Linked DNA regions of Homo sapiens: region 1 is linked to region 2. The links are chromatin contacts, found by Hi-C in ENCODE. All regions are on one chromosome and are shown on one strand. Each heading gives the region's core, a stretch centred on a gene start or an enhancer-like site at or near the end of the contact. The rest is flanking DNA. Distances are from core to core; before and after follow the strand shown.

Region 1 (3,493 bases), core at 288-2,787, 120 kb before region 2:
TCTTAAATATGATATAAATCTGCAAGCTCTTTTCAATACCACCACAAATTCCATAGTTCAAAATGCCATCAGCTTTCACCTATATTATTACACCAGCTCCCATCTGGTCTTCCTGCATCCTGGATCACCTCTTTCTAGCTGCCCTTTCAAATTTCAATAAGAGCAAGCTTTCCAGGAAACAAACCTGAAGTCAATCCACTGAGTACTCCTCTGAATACCTTAATATTGTTGACAAATTCCTTTCTGATTTGAAGTATCAGAAAGGAATATTTCCTCCATACCAAATAGTTTTCATTTCATGCATGTGCCGTGATTCTTCTCCCTCCTTTGCATCTGTCATTCGTTATGCTTAGAAAGCTCTTTTCATCTCTTTGTTCTTCGAGACAACCACTACTCATACTTCAGAGCTTAATTTACATTTTGCTTTCCCTCAAAATTTTTTTAAAAGGTTCCAGGTCTGGGTTATGTGCTCTCTTATGTGCTCCCAGAGCATCCTGAACTTCTGCAATAATATGTTTGGCTACTGTATTTTATACAGTAGTTTTATATTGTATTTTATACTGTATTTTATACAGTAGGTGTTATATTGTATTTTATACAGTAGTTGTTTTTCTGTCTGTTTTTGCCCCAACAAGAATGTAAAATCTTTAAGTGCCTGTTTTCATACTTATTTGACCACCCTATCTCTAGAATCTTGCATGATGTCTAGCCCTAGTAGGATCAAAAAATACTTACAAAGCAACTGAATAGCTACATGAATAGATGGATGAATAAATGCATGGGTGGATGGATGGATTAATGAAATCATTTATATGACTTAAAGTTTGCAGAGGAGTATCATATTTGGAAGGCAGTAAGGAAGTCTGTGTAGTCGATGGTAAAGGCAATTGGGAAGTTTGTTAGGCACAATAGGTCAAAATTTGTTTTTGAAGTCCTGTTACTTCACGTTTCTTTGTTTCACTTTCTTAAAACAGGAAACTCTTTTCTATGATCATTCTTCCAGGGCCTGGCTCTTCATCTGCAACCCAGTAATATCCCTAATGTCAAAAAGCTACTGGTTTAATTCGTGCCATTTTCAAAGAGGACTACTGAATTCTGATGTGGCTTCAAACATTTAGGTTAGGCATATCTAATGGAGAACTTGCAGCCACACTGACTTGTAGTGAAATATCTATTTTGAGCCTGCCCAGTGTTGCTTAAATTGTAGTTTTCCTTGCCAGCTATTCATACAAGAGATGTGAGAAGCACCATAAAAGGCGTTGTGAGGAGTTGTGGGGGAGTGAGGGAGAGAAGAGGTTGAAAAGCTTATTAGCTGCTGTACGGTAAAAGTGAGCTCTTACGGGAATGGGAATGTAGTTTTAGCCCTCCAGGGATTCTATTTAGCCCGCCAGGAATTAACCTTGACTATAAATAGGCCATCAATGACCTTTCCAGAGAATGTTCAGAGACCTCAACTTTGTTTAGAGATCTTGTGTGGGTGGAACTTCCTGTTTGCACACAGAGCAGCATAAAGCCCAGTTGCTTTGGGAAGTGTTTGGGACCAGATGGATTGTAGGGAGTAGGGTACAATACAGTCTGTTCTCCTCCAGCTCCTTCTTTCTGCAACATGGGGAAGAACAAACTCCTTCATCCAAGTCTGGTTCTTCTCCTCTTGGTCCTCCTGCCCACAGACGCCTCAGTCTCTGGAAAACCGTGAGTTCCACACAGAGAGCGTGAAGCATGAACCTAGAGTCCTTCATTTATTGCAGATTTTTCTTTATATCATTCCTTTTTCTTTCCTATGATACTGTCATCTTCTTATCTCTAAGATTCCTTCCAGATTTTACAAATCTAGTTTACTCATTACTTGCTTACTTTTAATCATTCTTCCCCAACTCTCTGAAGCTCTAATATGCAAAGCCTTCCTAAGGGGTGTCAGAAATTTTTAGCTTTTTAAAAGAATAAATTTTAGATATTCACATTCATATTGATCTACTTGAGACCATGCTATTTATCTTTTCTTATTTCCTCTTTCTCAAGGGTCCATTTTCTATTTTATAAAAATAAAGACAATTCTCTCCCACAACCAAACATGGAACAATGCCCTGGAGTATAAAAATCTATAGAGTGCCAAATAAAGGAACAATTTGAAATACTGGTGTTGATATTGAAAAAGCAAGGGACTCTAATGTCAGAAGAGAAATCCTTTTGCAGATGAGGTGGTGATGAATTCTTTGTTTCAACACAACTGAAGGAGGAACTGAAGGAAATACCAGCTGATGAGTGATGAGAAGGGATTCTTGATAATAGAGTACTAGGTGATTTTTGGCATGTAATGCAGAAGTTGCAAGAAGTGGTAACAATGATGCAATTGTTTTACCTGCCATTTATTTACTTTTATGTGAGCCATTCTTCTTAGCACTTATAGCTACACAAAACAAAAATAGTAACAGAATTAATGTTGTTTAATTCTTGCAATCCATGGATGCATAAATTCACTGGGGGAAAAAACAGCTCATCATTCTCATTAAAGATGTGCTTCAAAAGTATTTTAATTTTATATCTAATATGTATGAATCATACTTTGTATTTATTTTGTTTTGATCAGTTATATACAAGTATTTTTGAACATAGCTCAGTCAGAAGGAAATGTTTAATATTTATAAATTTATGGTTACATTCTATTTAAAAGAGGAGTTAAAGTTAAATTTACCTACCCACATATGTTACATATATATGTATTTATGTATATGTATTCATATATGTATATATGTGAACATAAGTATACATACGTATATGTATAGATGCTTGACAATAAAGAAGTAAGAATAATTCACAACATTTTTTGAAATATAAAAATTTAGGATAAATTTCTGTATGGTAATTGGCATGGAAATTCAAATTCAAAAAGGAAAAAAGAAGAGAAAGATATTAAATATCAGACCATTAAAAGAATTTTTTAATGTACTTTTAAATAGTGATAGTAGGTATCTTATACTACAGTGTTTATTATTCATGAGAAAATTGTAAAAGTAATCTAAGTATTAATTTAAAATATCATCAAAAATAATATCTTTTGCTATTACTTAAAATCATGATAAAAATATGTTTACTTGAAAATATGTAAGGAGTGCACAGAGTCCAAAAATTATTTTAGGAGTTCTGTGAGCAAAAATGTATAAAAACTACAGGGTTGATCTTAAATTACATGTCAGGGTACTGAGAAAGTTTCTGTACTGCACATGAGTTACCAAGGTCTAAAGTCAATCACCAGAGGACCATTTTTGGATGGAGCCATTGTCTAATCATGAGCTGAAAGGCAAATATTTAAAATGCAAACATCCATGGTTAGGTAACACTCTTAAGACCTTATTAGCTGCTTACCACAACTGAGACTGTGAAGTAATGGCTCACTTTCTTTGAGGCTCAGATTCCATATCTGTGGAGTGGAAGCGAGTGCTTACCATACAATTTTCACAGGGCTGCTGAATGTGTGTATGTATGTATGTGTGTA
Region 2 (3,788 bases), core at 1,073-3,572:
TGGTGGGGGAAAAATGGCAAGAAAAATCAAGAATTTGAATATATCCAAACATCTAAAGATATACTCATAGGGCAAGAAGAAGCAAGGGCTGATGCCATAATGTTAACACAAAAATGAGAAAATAACAGAGAAATTTAATTTCCATTTTATTTTCTCTATCAAGAATAATCTTGAAGTCCCAGATAGAAAAAAAAAAGAGATAATAAGAAAGCATCTCACTATTTTAAATATATTTAAGCCTATAATCCCAGCACTTTGGGAGACCAAGGCGAGAGGATCACTTGAGCCCAGGAGTTCAAGACCAGCCTGGGCAACATAGTGAGACCTCATCACAATAAATAAATTTAAATATCCACGGTCATACAATGTACATTCTGTATGTCAATTCAAAAAAATTTTTAAATATGTATAGAAAAGAAACCAGAAGACAATTAGTAGAAAAAGTTGTCTTGTTGAACATATGCAAAATGGATTCTGGAAGCTGTCAAATACGATATTTCTATAAGTGACTTTGAAGGTGAGTTGATGTGGATTTTTTTTTTTTTTTTTGAGACAGAGTCTCGCTCTGTTGCCCAGGCTGGAGTGCAGTGGTGTGATCACGGCTAACTGCAGCCTCTACTTCCTGGGTTCAGGGGATTCTCTCACCTCAGCCTCCCGAGTAGCTGGGACCACAGGTGTGCGCCACCACACCCAGCTAATTTCTGTATTTTTTTGTAGAGGCAGGGTCTTGCCATGTTGCCCAGGCTGGTCTTGAATTCTGGGTTCAAGCAATCCACCTGCCATGGCCTCGCAAAGTGCTAGGATTACAGGTGTGAGCCACCATGCCCACTGGAGTAGAATTTAAAATTTGGCTCTGCCAGATTTGTAGCCTTAGACTTACACTCATTAATTCTCCGAATTTTTTTTTTTGAGACAGTGTCTCACTCTGCTGCCTAAGCTAGAGTGCAGTGGTGCAGTCTCAGCTCACTGCAGCCTCCACCTCCTGGGTTCAAACGATTCAGGTGCCTTAGCCTCCCAAGAAGCTGGGATTACAGGTGCATAACAGCACGCCTAGCTAATTTTTGTATTTTTAGCAGAGATGGGGTTTCACCATGTTAGCCAGGCTGGTCTCGAACGCCTGACCTCAAGTGATCCACCCACCTCAGCCTCTCAAAAGTGCTGGGATTACAGGCAGGAGCCACTATGCCCAGCCAATTCCTCTGAATTTTATTCATTCACCAACAAAATGGGGATGTTGAACTCTACTTTTTAGAATTGCTGTGACGATTAAGAATACTATACATAAAGGTCGGGCGTGGAGGCAGGCGCCTGTAACCCCAGTTACTTGGGAGGCTAAGGCAGGAGAATTGCTGGAACCCTGGAGGCAGAGGTTGCAGTGAGCCGAGATTGTGCCACTGCACTTCAGCCTGGGCAACAAGAGCAAAACTCCATCTCAAAAAGAAAAAAAAAAAGAATACTATACATAAAACATCTGGCAAAAAGCAAGTGCTCAATCCATGGTAGCCTCTGTTATTATTGTACACTTTGCCGTAAGTGATCTAAGATAGGAGGTGAACTCTACGTAAGCATCTCACTGAAAGATGACCGTTTAACAGCATAAGAGGGATATTTTCCATAGGCCTGTAGATTCTACATATAGCAACAAAATTCTCTAGCAGCACTCTCCACCAATGGAATGTCAGTTTGAAAAACTTCAGTTTTAATAGATCCATAGAGCTCTCTTTTTTATTTTTACTTCTTGCTTTTTTGGTAGTGGCTCAGACCCCAGTATGATACTAGAAACATTGTACATACCTCAAAATAGTATGTAAATCTTGCCCTGAGAACAAAAGAATAATAACACTAGAACAACAGACGCAGCAGGGCACGTAAAATCAATTTGGTTCTACAGAATCTGACAAAAGCCGGAGCAAGAAAAAGAATTAAACCAGAGAATCAAGTAAGATTCCACAGGAATGTTAAAAGTAAAACTTATGACATCTAGCAGGGACATTCCGCCCTCTCCAGCACTGACTTGGCCCCAAGGAGCCTTAGGAGAAAATAAACTCAATTTGGAAATGCAGTGAATGTAACTCTGCTGGTTTTACTCAACAATAGTCTAAGGAATGGGGGCATGTCAGGAAGCAGAGGAAGGACAAAATCCCTCTAATGATCCTGCCCTTCCTCTGGGTTCCTCAGAGAAACAGAAATATTGCCATTTTCCCAGATATTCTGTGCCCTTCATCCTTTCCCTCCTCACCTCTCATGATCACACTGTGAAATTTATAGCAGCTGCTACACCACAATTTTCTGTGGCAGTGTCTTGTGCTATGACTCACGACTCCTGTTTATCAGTTTTGCCCTCAATGTTTCAAGTTCATGGCTCACTTCTGCTACTGACTTTAGTCAGCTCAAATCCTGAGAGTCACTATATCAGAATGAGAATAGGAGTTGCTACAACAAGGTCCAGAAAGCAAGGCTATATTGCTGGAGGCCATAAAACTAAGAACTCATGTTTAATTAATACAACTCAATGCATTCTGCCACCTCACTTAGAGAAGGCTTTAAAAAAAAAAGTTAGTCACAAATGTGGAATGATTTAGAGTTTAGATTCTATGTGGAATTCCAAAGGAGTAAGTGTTCCTTTGGCAGAAAACAAGAATCTGTATGCTTTATATAGGTAGTTATATAGGTAGCTATAAAATTTAGGAACTATATGTTCTCCCCCACTGCTTTAGAGTAACCTCTGGATTTTTCCCAAGGTAAGTTAATATAGTTTAATTCTCAATAAATTGTTCTCTGTGACTAGATCCTACCCAATAAAAGAAAACAGAAAACAATAGCAAAACACAAAAATCAGTATCAAATTAGCACTAACACAAAACTAAGATTTCTTGTTTTCCTTATAGATGTTATTTATGTTGACAAATTAGAATTTGATTGATTTTTATACTAGGCAACCTCAGGATGTCAGTTCCTTGTATTGCCTTGAGATGGTCTAGGACCAATAGCAAGCTCTTTTCCAAGAGATTGCTGGGTGGATAGGAAGGATCTGAGGGGCCTGAAGGAAGTGGAGGCCACCACACACACACACACATGCACGTGCACGCGTGTTTTCTTCCTTATATCCCAACTTTCTCAACATTGCAGTCTGGAACTTATTGGATTCCAGTGAATTAAGGGAAAACTTTTTAAAAGAAGGCATTTAAGCCCTTGCCACAATCACTCTGTCCCCGTGATCTCTATCTTTCCCTCCCTCCCAAGTTCCACTATATAAGGACTGGCACGGTGGCTCATGCCTGTAATCCCAGCACTTTGGGAGGCCGAGGCGGGCAGATCACAAGGTCAGGAGATCAAGGCCATCCTGGCTAACATGGTGAAATCCCATCTCTACTAAAAATACAAAAAATTAGCCAGGCATGGTGGCACACGCCTGTAGTTCCAGCTACTTGGGAGGCTGAGGCAGGAGAAGCGCTTGAACCTGGGAGGCGGAGGTTGGAGTGAGCCAAGATCACACCACTGTGCTCCAGCCTGGATGACAGAGGGAGACTCTGTCAAAAAAAAAAAAAAAAGAATCTGCTGCCTTGTTGTTGGACCTGTAGGTTTCCGGACCTAAGACTTCTTTTAACTAGACCTGTATTTCAGGTCTCATTCCTCTCCAAAACACTCACCATCCTTCTGCCTCCTTGCCCCACATACACACTTACATGCTATACAAGCATCTGGGTTGCTGTAACTGAGGTTTGTTGGGTCAGACAGCATAAGGGTAAAGAGTGGGGAGGGAGAGGGAAGAAGGCAGAAGTAGAAGA

Evidence for each region. A loop is a pair of places that touch in the nucleus more often than their neighbours do. Pooled maps may share reads with other maps.
Region 1: a pooled map shows a loop between it and region 2 (5-fold over the local background). The contact joins the promoter of A2M here to the enhancer-like site in region 2. A Hi-C loop is called at or near these places in 2 of 37 single-sample maps with no recorded cell type and 7 of 50 pooled maps.

The regions. Positions count from the first base shown.
Region 1 is chr12:9,113,963-9,117,455 of GRCh38, reverse strand. A2M (alpha-2-macroglobulin) reads left to right here and starts at 1,537. Exons shown (of 36, transcript NM_000014.6): 1 at 1,537-1,692. The coding sequence starts at 1,607. It also overlaps a transcript of KLRG1 not described here.
Region 2 is chr12:8,995,450-8,999,237 of GRCh38, reverse strand. The region is part of intron 3 of KLRG1 (killer cell lectin like receptor G1); the gene reads right to left. Among named protein-coding and RNA genes, the nearest start is that of KLRG1, 7.8 kb to the right of the region's middle. Within about 2 kb of position 2,322, at least 3 of the 41 ENCODE cell types and tissues checked have a DNase peak (open chromatin) inside an H3K27ac peak, as active enhancers do.